Regions from separate parts of the Mus musculus genome. Here region 1 is linked to region 2. A link is a contact called in ENCODE Hi-C data. All regions are on one chromosome and are shown on one strand. Each heading gives the region's core, a stretch centred on a gene start or an enhancer-like site at or near the end of the contact. The rest is flanking DNA. Distances are from core to core; before and after follow the strand shown. Region 1 has its middle 30 kb from the start of Zdhhc7. Region 2 overlaps Wfdc1 (WAP four-disulfide core domain 1).

What was found. A loop is a pair of places that touch in the nucleus more often than their neighbours do.
Region 1: a loop to region 2 is called in a map of v-Abl transformed pro-B cells, with 3 times the contacts of the local background. The contact joins two enhancer-like sites. A Hi-C loop is called at or near these places in 3 of 37 maps with a recorded cell type or tissue (left cerebral cortex and v-Abl transformed pro-B cells).

The regions. Positions count from the first base shown.
Region 1 is chr8:120,068,435-120,074,951 of GRCm38, reverse strand. No RefSeq gene overlaps it. Among named protein-coding and RNA genes, the nearest start is that of Zdhhc7, 30 kb to the left of the region's middle. Within about 2 kb of position 2,556, at least 1 of the 3 ENCODE cell types and tissues checked has a DNase peak (open chromatin) inside an H3K27ac peak, as active enhancers do.
Region 2 is chr8:119,673,909-119,680,788 of GRCm38, reverse strand. Wfdc1 (WAP four-disulfide core domain 1) reads right to left here. Exons shown (of 7, transcript NM_023395.2): 2 at 1,332-1,521; 3 at 551-634. Among named protein-coding and RNA genes, the nearest start is that of Gm32352, 6.4 kb to the right of the region's middle. Within about 2 kb of position 1,333, at least 1 of the 3 ENCODE cell types and tissues checked has a DNase peak (open chromatin) inside an H3K27ac peak, as active enhancers do.

The DNA.
Region 1 (6,517 bases), core at 1,307-3,806, 390 kb before region 2:
CATAGCTTCCCTGTCCTGTTGTCCCTAGACAGAATCTCCCAGGACAGGAGGTCTCAGCATGTTTGTTTTTTTAAATAACTGGAGTGAAGTTCACATGGTATAAGAGCAGCCATTTTAAAGTGATAACCTAGGGAGCAGGGGCTAGAGAGATGGCTCATCAGCTAAGAGCCATCTCTCTTAGATGCTTTTCTCGAAGGCCAAAGTTCAATTTCCAGCACCCACGTGGAGGCTCACTTCAGTTCCAGGGAATCCAGCACCCTCTTCTGGTCTCTGCAGGCACCAGGCACGTGTGCCAAGAAAACTCTCATGCACATAAAAATAAGTTTTAAGGGAAAAAAAAAATGACCACCATCGGTGGTGGCATACACCTTCAATCCCAGCACTCGGGAGACAGAGGTAGATGGATCTCTGAGTTCTCGTCCAGCCTGGTCTACAGAGTGAGTTTCAGGACAGCCAGGGCTGCGCAGAGAAACCCTGCCTTGAAAATCCAAACATAAGATAAAGATGAAATGACAGCACAAAACATTGTCATCCCCTGGAGAAGACACTCAGTTCCACCGTCAGTGCCCGAGGAATGCCTGCCGTAGGCTGCTACGCTTCAGGCTTGGTCTTCACTGCAGCCTTCAGACTGGGGCTCCAGGGAAGTGCCTATAATCTGATCCCATGACCTTTAAGTGGGTCTTAGTTGGAAGGGGTGCCGTTGTGTCCAGCCTTTCCACGTGTGTCCTGAGCTGCCACGAGGCCTGGTGCTCAACTCTCTCACACTCTGCCCAAGCTGCTGCTGGGCCAACCCTCTGAAGCAGGAGCCCAAATCAGTTGTACTTATGTATTTTCAGACAGGGTCTCGTCAGGTATCCCTCCATGGTCTGGAACTCACTGTGTAGACCAAACTGACCTCATACTCAGAGAGCCACCAAATACTCCCCAAGCCCTAGAATTAAAGGCACCCTGACCCTCATTCCTGGCCAAATAAGCCTTTTTTCCTGTGGACTGTTTTCCTTGGGCATTTTGTCACAGTGACAGAAAGCTGCCATTAACCCACAGCCCTCCTCATTCCAAGGCTCAGGTGAGGCTTGGGACGGACAAGAGGACAGGACAGAGGCGCCTTGACCGAATGCTCCAGGTCAGCACTTACCCACTTCTGTCCTAGCAGGGCAGTGAACCCCCTTTTTCTCAGAGCAGTGGGGTTCAGTGGCTCAGGGTTCCCACCTCCTCAAGCTTGCTAGATGGATCAGCCCATCTCCCAGAGACTTGGTGTTCTCAAGGGTGAGGCCGGCATCGCAGGACCGGCACCAGGGAGCTGTGGTTGAGTTTGCTGTCATCAATGTAGGGAAAGCCCATGACCATGTAACCACCAGTGCTCAGACTCAGGGTCCAGCACATCACCCCAGGGCTGACTTCCTGGGTATGGGTAGGGCCCATTTCTGCTGGAAGCCCTGTGCTTCCCTGCCCCAGCGTACACACTACCTATATTCCTGGGCCCTTGAGTCTTGCCTGCCTCCACCATCGAGCAAGCTACCTCCTTCCTCTCTGCCGTTCTTCGTCCCATACCCTCTGACCACGGCTGGTGAAGAGGCTCTCCCACAGGAAGGCCTTGGGCGTTTTATGAAACCCACCTGGCAGCCTGGGCTGCTCCCCCCTCCCACCCCCTCATCACATGTGTGAAGGTCCCTTGGCTAGTTGGTTCTGAGAGCCCAGGTTTGAGGAGTTAGGGTCAGAACTTCTGGGGTCTGCCGTTCTCTGCCAACCGCAGGTAAACAGAATGGAAGCCTGCTGGCCTTTGGCATTTCTTCTAGAAGCAGAGGCTCTCACCAAAGCCAGTGTTCCCAGCCATTTCCACCTTCCTGCTGTTTCTGATTCTATCCAGTGAAACCTTGTGCGGCCGAGGAAACAGGCAGGCCTGCCAAACCCCTACTTCCCAGTGCACAGTCCAGGGAAATTTCCACAGGCCCCGCCCTCTCCCTCTCCTCAACTCCAGGCAGCCCTAGGCCTTCCGCTGCCCACCAGCATGGCTCTTATAGGTTCCTTTTTCTGGGTTGTTTTCTTCTGTCAAACCCAGAGGCCCTTGGGTATCCTGCTGGCTGGGTGGGGTGACTTGACCCTGGTTTAGGACCGTCGGGGTCAGCTTGGGAAAGAGCCTAGCCTGTCACCCTGTCCTGGCTACAGCCCCCAGCACATCTGTTCTTGAGAGTGCAGTGTGGTAGCAACCCATTTGTCCCCCTATCCAGTACCAGCATGTCTGTCTGACTCCCTTGTGCACGAGGACGGATGTGTATCCCTTTGGTACTCCTAGGAGGGATGCAGGGGAAGTCGTGGAGTCTCTTAAACCTTCACCACAGAGGACACTGAGGGTAGGAGGGGAAGTAGACCAGGTCCTGGCATCAAAGGAACTAGGTCTTGGATCTATATCCAAGCCCGCCTGCCTAGCTTTACAGAAGGTCGGACTGGTTCCAGTTCCAGGTCTCTGGGGCAGCAGAGCGGCAGATAGAGATCTTTTGCTTGAAGCCGGGCTTTGAGGACATGCCAAAGCGTGACTAATGCCTCCCTCTCTCAAGCAGCGATAAGCATTTGCGACTTCAGACAGAGCCAGGCCTGCCTATAAGAGGGAGGGTCAGCAGGGCCTGGGGTGGCTAAGAGGCAGGTTGCCCTCCTGTTAGGTGGAGAGCTCAACCGCTTCTTCATTTGTCTGTCTGGACATAAACCATACACATGTGTCTAAAGTCCGAGGCTCATAACCTCTCCAGAACGGCTTGGGAAGGTAATTACATTCCACTCATCCCTTGCTCAACTTCAGAGGGCAGAGCAGCCAGGCCTTCTGTCTGTCTGGGAATGCTCAGGGCAGCTGAGGAGTACAGGCTGCCCGGAGAGTAGATTGGCGCAGTTCTCTCAGTTCTCTCTGCAGGTAAGGTGCAGGTGTTGCCTTTGTGCAGAGGCTGCCTCTGTGAGCCTTGCTCACCTGCCATCCCTGTGACAGCATCTCTGTGACAGTATCATAGTGGTGAAGGCCAGTCAGTCCCCATGCAGGCAGCCTTCCTATGGCCCAATACAGCCAGCGTTGAGGGTGCACTACCACATACAGCCACCAGAGGGCGGGGTTCAAAACTACATTGTCCCAGCCCTTGGAGAAGCCTTCCCTAGCTTGGGGTTGGGAAGTTGGGGGGAAGGAGTAGAAATTTAGAAATGCTAACCTAGAGTCTTTTCTCCTCAGCTACCTCCGTGTTCTGTGTGGTAGCAACACTGGCTTTCAGCAGGCATGGGGCTCTTATGTACAGTGTCTGCTTGCCCACGGGGCACCAGGTTTCCTTTAGGTTTTACTTTGAAGATCAGCCCAGATGGAGTCTCTCAAAACACCCCCAGTGAAGTCACATGGGTGGGTGTCATGTCCTCTCCTGGCCTGTCCTCAACCTGGAGAAGAACACAGGACCTACAGATACTTACTGTCTCAGCCACAGAGAGTGGGCAAGTTTGGGGGTGTTTCCAGGTGACACCCCACTTTCTGCCTGAGGCAGGAATAGTGAGGTATGGGGCCCAGGATCCTGGGCTGAGGAAGGCTGCTTGGTATCATGGTCTAAGGACAGCTGGAGCTGCTATAACACCAAGCTCATGTTGGGCCCACAGAGGTCAAGGGGACAGAGCCTGCCAGTCACTGTACAGGTTTGTGTTCCTACCATGCTTGACACAGTGTCTGGGAAGCCACTATTAGATACTCATTAAGAAGATAATTTTGATCTATTGGTTTTTTTTCTGTTTTGTTATTTTGAGACAGTCTCTTGTAGCCCTCATGTAGCTGAGGCTGGCCTTGAAGTCCTGTTCCTCCTGCCTCTACCTCCCAAGTGCCAGACTGCCAGTGTGTGTTTCCATCTGTGCAAGATGATACTGACTTATAGAAAACATTTTTATTCATCTAAGAACTAATAACTTTATTACATCAATTGATCATTTAATATAAAAAATGTAATAAATTAACAAATACAAATGGGTGATTGAAGGGTTTGGAGATGACCTCTCATGCACACTATTTTCCTGGAGACACAAGAAGCAGGGGCTTAACTGAGGCAATGGAGGAAGGGCAATGGGTATGTACCTCCTCTGTTAGGGGCCTCGGTGGCATTTGAAGATGGCCAGGGAAGTCAGGAGATGGACAGTGAGGTGAGAGGCTGGGGAACGCTGTGCTGGATGTACAGGACAGAGGGAAAGCTGTGCTGGGTATGCGGGACAGAGGGAAAGTTGTGCTGGGTATACAGGACAGAGGGAAATCTGTGCTGGGTATGCGGGACAGAGGGAAAGTTGTGCTGGGTATACAGGACAGAGGGAAAGCTGTGCTGGGTGTACAGGACAGCATGCACCAAACTTAAGAACCTTTTCTTTTCTTTTTTAAAACTGAGGCTAAGAAGCTTGCCGTACTTGCATGCCTCCCAGTGAGCGGGCAGATCTAGTTTTACAAGGTAGCCATTGTTGCCTTCCACCAGCCTTTTTCTCTTCTTTTCTTTTCTTTTCTTTTCTTTTTTCTTTTCTTTTGTGTGTGTGTGTTTCTGGAGGGGTTGGTTTTGTTTGTTGTCCTATGGACCTTGGATGTTGCACCTGCCCAAGATACAGCACTTGTAAGCAAGGCAGCCAGGAACCGCTCTTAGCTAGCATCCCACTGAGAGTTCACATGGTTTTTGTCTTAGTCAGGGTTTCTATTCCTGCACAAACATCATGACCAAGAAGCAAGTTGGGGAGGAAAGGGTTTATTCGGCTTACACTTCCATACTGCTGTTCATCACCAAAGGAAGTCAAGACTGGAACTCAAGCAGGTCAGGAAGCAGGAGCTGATGCAGAGGCCATGGAGGGATGTTCTTTACTGGCTTGCCTCACCTGGCTTGCTCAGCCTGCTCTCTTATAGAACCAAGACTACCAGCCCAGAGATGGTCCCACCCACAAGGGGCCTTTCCCCCTTGATCACTAGTTGAGAAAATGCCTTACAGCTGGATCTCATGGAGGCATCTCCTCAACTGAAGCTCCTTTCTCTGTGATAACTCCAGCTGTGCCAAGTTGACACAAAACTAGCCAGTACAGTTTTATTTAAATTCAAAATGGCCAGTCTGGTTGAACTGACAATCAAAGTGCTTGCCATTTGTACCCTTCACTGTCTGCTCTTCCTTTATGGAGGATGATGGGATAAGAATCCGGTTGAAGACCGAACTTGGTCTGCACTGACTTCAGTAGCACTGAGTCACTCAGATTTCTCTATCCAACAATCTCCATCTCAGCATCTACACATCAACACCCCAGCCTCAGTATCCCCACCTCAGCATCCCTACCCCAGAACCCCCACCTCAGCACCCCACCTCAGCATCCCCATCTTAGCACCCCACCTCAGCATCCCCACCCCAGAAACCCCACCTCAGCATCCCGCCTCAGCATCTCGCCTCAGCACCCCCCCTCAGTACCCCGCCTCAGCACCCCAGCCTCAGCATCGCCACCCCAGGAACCCCACCTCAGCATCTCGCCTCAGCACCCCCCTCAATACCCCACCTCAGCACCCCCACCTCAGCATCCCCACCCCAGAAACCCCACCTCAGCACCCCACCTCAGCACCCCACCTCAGCATCCCCATCTTAGCACCCCCACCTCAGCATTTCCACCCCAGAAACCCCACCTCAGCACCCCCCTCAGTACCCCACCTCAGCACCCAACCTCAGCATCCCCACCTCAGCACCCCCACCTCAGCATCCCCACCCCAGAAACCCCACCTCAGCACCCAACCTCAGCATCCCCACCCCAGAACCCCCACCTCAGCATCCTCACCCCAGGACCCCCACCTCAGCATCCCCACCCCAGAAACCCCACCTCAGCACCCCGCCTCAGCATCTCGCCTCAGCACCCCCCTCAGTACCCCACCTCAGCACCCTGCCTCAGCATCCCCACCCCAGAACCCCCACCTCAGCACCCTGCCTCAGTACCCCGCCTCAGCATTCCCACCCCAGAACCCCCACCTCAGCATCCCCACCCCAGGACCCCCACCTCAGCACCCTGCCTCAGTACCCCGCCTCAGCATCCCCACCCCAGAACCCCCACCTCAGCACCCCACCTCAGTATCCCCCTCAGTATCCCCCAGCACCCCTACTTCAGCACCCCCACTTCAGCATCCCCACCTCAGCACTCCCCTCTCATCATGACTGGCTTCAAGCTGTCTCAGTTTGGTCTCTGAAACCAAGGCATTCACTGGGACTTTGCCCTGATCCCCCCATAGCTGACAACAGTGTCTAGCAGTTGCATCACAGGTGCTGGGCACCTGTGGATATCTCTGTGGCTTTTGACTTCCACCGTGAGTGTGCTACTCACTCCGGATGCTTTAGAGGAAAGCAATTACACCAAGGGTGGGCTCCCTGGTGTGTGGCACGTGTGAGCTCTGCAGTCCCAGTATGAGGCCTGAGAAAGAAGAAAAAGAAAGACAAGCACCTTCGTAAGTTCACCCTGACAAGGGAGAGGAAAACACCCGGCTGCCTCTGTCAGCACCGCACAGGATGACTCT
Region 2 (6,880 bases), core at 84-2,583:
GCGTGTACACTGGCATACCTGAAACACGCACACACAGCTACAGACACATGTGTACGCACTACAACCACCCACAATCAACACCTATATATACACATGCTTTCACACACACGTGCTTATCCACAGACACACATATGTTCATCCACAGCCACAAGAACGGGTGTGTGCATAGTAGCATACCCTGACCAACATGGTCCGCATGAGGGCGTGCAAAGCCACATGCCCAGATGCACAGACACAAGTACACTGTCCCCAGGAAACCTCAGGCCCGTATGTGGTTCCTTTAAGAAACATCCTTCACTTTCTATCCACATAAGGAACCTTTCTCCAGAGGTGGCCACAAGGCCCTTTAAGACTTTAGGGGTCCCAGACCCTCTTCCTTCTCATTCTCTACCCAGGAAGGAGGCCCACTGTCAGGGAAAGCCTCACTCTTTCTCTGCACAAGCTATAGGAACCAGACTGGGCTCCCAGCCAGCATCCTTGTGGCCCATGGACAGTCTAGTGAGAAAGGCTGGTTCTGATCTGGGGACCTGGCATGCCCAGGGGCAGGTACCTTGTAACACTTCCTCAGGACCGTCCAGCAGCCAGCCGTTGCCACCCAGCCATCGTGGTTTGGGCTGCACCAGCCAGTCTAGAACTGACAGAGAACTAGGTGAGAGGGAGGGAGGTCTTCCTGGGGTGGGGTCATGTGACCAGCCCTGGGTGGGGAGAGGTGTGTCATCCCATAGAAGAGGTGAAGATGGCTCCCCACACACTGCCCTATAGGACACACCACAGGCCTGCAGCGTCCGGGACACCCTTATCCTCCTGTCTCCCAACCCCATAGGCCAAGTGCTAAGGCAGAGTATAAGCAGGCTACCAACTGAGCTGTGTCCCACCCTGGATATACAGGTACACATGTATATTGAATTTTATTTTCAGTGTGTGTGTGTGTGTGTGTGTGTGTGTGTGTGTGTGTGTGCATGTGGAAGGTCAGGTGATATCTTAGATGCGTGTTTTCTCTCCTTTGACCGTAGGGAGTTGGTACCCTTAGCCTCTTATCCCTTACTCTTCTATGGGCTGAGCCATCCTATAGGTTGGACTGCCCTTCAAAGGGTGGGATTGTATGGAGGTGACATGGTGTTCCTAAATGGGTACAGTCCATGCTGGGGACTCCGTGCATACAGGTGAGGCAGCTGCACCTAGCAGGAGCTGCCGGGATATCTGAAGCCTGCAGGTGAACACCCAGCCTAGGTAGCGGGTAGCTCAGCACAAATACAGCTCAGCTCTTTCTCTTCCCTAGGTCAGCGTTGGGCCCACCCGACCTCCAACCCCCTGACCCTGGCTCAGCTTACCTGGCGGAGGTGGCACCGCCTCCAGGCAGGCATAGGCACAGCCATTGTAGCAGCAGCGCCTGTGTCGTGGGCACTCAGAGTCAGCCTGGCAGCGTGTGGCCTGACAGGCACCCGGGGGCAGTGTCCTTGGCGGTGGTGGGCAGCGGTCTGCATGGGGCTGCCGGGAGCCTGTCGCTGCAACCTCTTCAGCCTGTGGAACATAGTGAAAGGGCGTTGACCTAGGCTTTCAGCCTGAGCCTCCTCCCTGGGAAAACAGTTATCTAGGCAAAGAGTGGGGAAGGTCTGGGTTTGACTTGCTCTTTCTCTGCGAGTCCTCAAAGAGATGGCTTCAAGAGGGAGGGAGAGAGGAAGGGAGGGAGGGAGGGAGGGAGGGAGGGAGGGAGGGAGGGAGGGAGGAGCGAGCTATAGAAGGAAGGCAGTTTTGGAGTGTGTGCCTGGACAGCAGTCTGCATGCAAAGTATGACCCGCTATGAGACAGCTCTCATCTGTCTTCATATATCTGCATATACATGTATATACATGTAAACAAACATGCAGATACATGTACGTGTACATTTCTATAGGAACATAGTTTTGTTTATGGTACATCCATGTATCGGGATCTCTGAGAATTCATACATCATACACAAGAGAACGTGTTTACACCATCTTGGATACATCTCACAAGTAGAACACTTGATGGCCAGAAGGTGGCGCTGTTCAGGGAGGGTGGCGGAAACTTTAGGGGGGAGGGTGTTGTTGGAGGGAGTACGTCATGGGCCCACCTATGCCTGTGAAGGAGATACTCGGTCCCTTCCTGTCCCCAGCGTCCTCACTGACATGACGTAAGCAACCTTGTCCGACTTCACATTCCCACTGCCAGGATGTTCTGCCTTGCCAAGGCCCATGGCCACGGAGCCAGCCAACTATGGACTGAACCCTCGGACACTGTCATGTTTCCTTCAAGTGATGTGGCAAACACCAGACTGACAGAGCTGGTGTACTGGGCACGTATATATCTGACTTGACATAAAATATAGTAACCTGAAGAGAGGAAACCTTGGTTAAGGGAATGCCTCCACCAGATCGGGCTGTGCTGTGGGCCAGCTCCGTAGAGTGTTTTCTTAACTAGTGATTGATGGAAGAGGGCCCCGCCCAATGTGGGCGGTGCCATCCCTGCACTGGAGGTCCTGGATTCTAAGAGTAAAGCAATCCTGTAAGCAGCACCCCTCCGTGGCCTCTGCAGCAGCTCCTGCCTCCAGGTTCCTGCCCTCGCTGTTTTGGATGATGAACCGTTCCTTGTATGGAACTGTGTGCAAAATAAACCCTTTCCTCTCCAAGTGGCTTTGGTCACGGTATTTCATCGCAGCAGTAGTGACCTTAACTAAGACAGCTGGTGGGGGACTGCAGAGATGGCTCAGCGTTTAAGAGAACCTGCTGCTCTTCCAGAGGTGCTGAGTTCAATTCCCAGCAGCTACACGGTGGCTCACAACCATCTGGAATGGGATTTGATGCCCTCTTCTGGTGTGTCTGAAGACAGCGACAGTGTACTCACATATATAAAATTAATTAATTAATTTTAAAAAAGAAGAAAATTAAAAAAAAAAAAAGATGGATTCGAGGGTAAAGGTGCTGGCTGCCTAGCCTATGATTAGTTTGACCCACACGGTAGACAGAGATCCTGACACAGTTCCTCTCATCTCCACATGTGTGTGTGTGTTATTACGCCCAAAAGTAAATGTTTTTTAAAAATCTGACTATCTACCTGCAAGGAGTGACACGGAGCTGGAGAGATGGCCCAGGGGTTAAGAGCACAGTTCCCAGCATCCTCCTGGCAGCTCACAGCCATCTGTAACTCTAGTTCCAAAGGATATGAGTCCATCTTTTCACCTCTGTGAGTGCCAGCATGTGCAGATATACAAGCAAGATACCCATGCACGTGCATGCACGCACAAACACACACACATATATGTATATGTGTGTGTGTATATACATATATATATATATATTGCACGCCTTTAATCCCAGCACTCAGGAGGCTTGCTGGCAGATCTGTGAGTTCAAGGCCAGCCTGGTTTACAGAGTGAGTTCTGGGACAGCCAAAGCTACACAGAGAAATCCTGTCTCATAACACAAACACACACACACACACACACACACACAGTGACTTAGGCAGTCAGGTCTTGACTATGTATATACATATTAATCAGAACATACGTGTTTAGTGTATGTGTGTATGTGCATCATGTTTGGGGAGGGATGAAGATGGGAAGGCCATGTGTCAAGATAGCAACACTGCTCCACACTTGGAAATAGATTTATGATCTTTCCCAGTTCATTTTTATATACAGGGTTTCATGCATCCCGCCGGCCTTGAACTTGCTGTGGCGTTAGGAATAATCTTGAGCTCATGGTCCTCTCTCACCTCCCAGGTGCTTCCTTCCTAGCTGAAATCACAACTGGACTTCCCTGAGGCTTGTGATGGCCAAGCAAGCTGTTCAAAACGGCTCTGGCTGAGACAGTGCTTGCTGGAGCCAGAACTGTGCTCCGGCAGCAAGCAGCTGTGGACGCTGTGCACCTTCATCATGGGATCTGTGGAATGTTCAAAGCAGCTGAGCTGCATGAGAGAGGTTTAGCCCTGGGGAGGGTCTAACAAGACCTGGGGGTGGTACAAAGACCCTGGTGCCAAACATCTTAGCTTATTTAAAGAAAAAGGGGGGGTTGTTAGCATCAGACGTCCATAGTCAACATTAACGGTGCTTTAGCTGTTTGGGCGAGCTCTGCTTCACTCTGGCCCATCCACAGTCTACTGAGCTGTCTCCTCCAGAATGCTTGAGTAGGAGCCAGCTCTGCCCTGTAGCCATGCACTACTGCTGATGTCCTGCAGAGGGCGTCTGGTCACAGGGAATAAGTCCCGCTCAGGCTTTTTCAGAGTTGTTATCAGAGCAGTCAGTAGCTTTCTGTTTCCTGTCCAAGAGCTGGGGTGCAGGTGTAGTTGGAAGGCTCTCGCCTCCAGCCCGCTTCACCCAGAGAACCTGTCTCTTCTTGCTTGCACAGATTGCTCGTTCAATTTGTGAAAAGTAGGGGGCTCCGTTAGGAAAGAGCTTGCCTTGAACCTGAGTTCAAGTCCCAGTACCCTTAAAAAAAAAAAGTCCAGCCCCATTGAGAAGTGCTTATGTTCCTGGTACTGGGGAGGCAGAGACAAGCCTGCCTCGCTTACTTTGTGAGTTCCCTGTCTCAAAAGACAAGGTGAACAGAGCCCCAGGCATACCCGAGCTTGTCCTCCGGCGTCCATACATACGCCCACACCTGCACCCACACTTGCACTTTGCATGCACTTATAAACAACTCTGTCCCCACCAGGCACCCATACATCTATTCTCACACGCATACACACACCCACCCCCCCATCTATGTATAGTCTATCCATAAACATACAAACATACATACATACATACATACATGCATACATACATGCATTTCTCCCAGAAACACATAACGGGAATAAAGAAATGAACGATAAGAGGAAGAAGATATTGCTAAGTAACTCTTGGTGGATACAGAGAGGAAGGCCCGAGGTTAGCACTCCCCTCAGAGACTCGAGGGAGACCTGTGCGGGGCTTCTGACCCCCTTAGTCTTCAGTCTTTAGCATCCTAATGTTGTTTCCCACATCCATATGCTGTCCCCAGTTGCTTGGAAACTGCTAGCATGGGACGTCACCCCTCACACTCTGCTCCACATTCAGCATCTAGGGGATTAAGTGAACTGTGTCTTGTTCAGCCTCAGCAGCCCTAATCCTGATCCACCGTGACAGCCATGCCAGGCCCCCTTCAGAGGGTGACTGAGAGCCACCGGGTAGGGTCAGGCTTTCTCCACAGTAGGCTCCATGGGCAGACACCGTGGTGCCCAGGGGTCAGCAGGACCCTCCTCTCTGACCTCTCTGGCCCTCCTGTCCCATCAGTTGGTCACGGACAGCCCTAGTGAGGCAGGGTCTGTGGAGAAATCAGTTGTAGATGGGCCACTGCTGTCCCGTGGGAACGCAAGGCTGTTTCTCAGGATGGAGACAGCAGATAGGCACCTTAGACCCCTTCTTGACAAGAAATCGTTACTGGTGACTGGGATCTCAGGGGCCCCGGTTAAAGGGTTTTGAAGAGCACTCTGTGTCCTGCAAAAGGACGCTTAGAAACACTCTCAACAAAGGGTGCTTCCTGAGATCTGAGAAACTCAAAGAAACACAGGGTGTACCCTGCAGCCCTTCCCAGCTCAGGTTAAAAGGCTTGGCAGCCCCAAGGGCCAGGCTAGGACTGGCTCCCTCAGCCCCTCCCCCTCCCTTCTCCCCTCCTGTCTTCCTTGTGCACCTACCCTCATGCCCTTGTTGTCCCCTGCCAGCCATCTACCACCTGCCTAGCTGGTCACTTGTGTACTCTCTACCCACACACAGTGCCCCATCCAGCCTTTTCCCTGATAGATGTACATGTGCATGTGTGTGCACATGTGTGTCTGTGTGTGCATGCATCTGTGTATGTATATGTGGGCCTGTATCTGCCTATATGTCTGTGTGTATGTTTGTGTGTCTATCTGTTTCTGTGTGACCCCACACTCTATAGACAAGACAGGGCCAGCCCATATTCCAGAGCCACCGTATTCCAGAGGCTGCCATGATGCCACCGATATCTATGACACACATCAGCCCTGCCCTTCACCCAGGCTGTCCCCTCCACTTGATGCTTTGCATATCCTTGGTACTTGAACCAAGGAGCAAAGTCTACCTTTAAGCAGACTCAAGAGAGACAGGTCAAGGCAGAGTTGAGATTAAGGGCTCAGGTTTAAGAATCAGACCAGTATAGGGTTGAACCTTGGGTCAGTGGGATTGATTCTATAGGGAAATTTGAACCTCTGTCTTCTTCCCCTGCAAACAGCCATAGTTGCTGTGGTTATGGTAAAGCCTTGCGGGTGGGGTGCCCATGCCAGGACCCACAGTGCTCCACTCCAGTCAGTACTGATCACTGCTGCCTCTATTGTGCCTGGCTCTGCAGCTTCCGGGGCCTCCCTTCCCATCTCTGTAACATGCAGTCAAACACATCCACTCCCTCATTCCTCCCTGCCTCTCCCACACACATCACTCACAGGGAGTCATTGGCTGGGCGCTCCCAACACTGTGAGCTGTGGTGTGATGCTAAGAAGCCTGCAGGGACGGTGAGATGGCTCCATGGTTAGAGTACTAGCTGCTCTGACAGCGGACCAGGGTTCAACTCCCAGCACCCACGTGGTGGCTCACACGTGTTTGGGACTCCAGTTGCAGGGGAACTGATGCCCTCTACTGGCTTCTATAGGCACTGCATGCATGTGGTGCACAGGCATGCATATAGGCAAAACATCCATAGACACAAAAACAAACAACATCTTAAAAAAGAAAAGAAAGCCAGGCAGTGGTGGCGCACGCCTTTAATCCCAGCACTTGGGAGGCAGAGGCAGGCGGATTTCTGAGTTCGAGGCCAGCCTGGTCTACAAAGTGAGTTCCAGGACAGCCAGGACTATACAGAGAAACCCTGCCTAGAGAAAAAAAGGA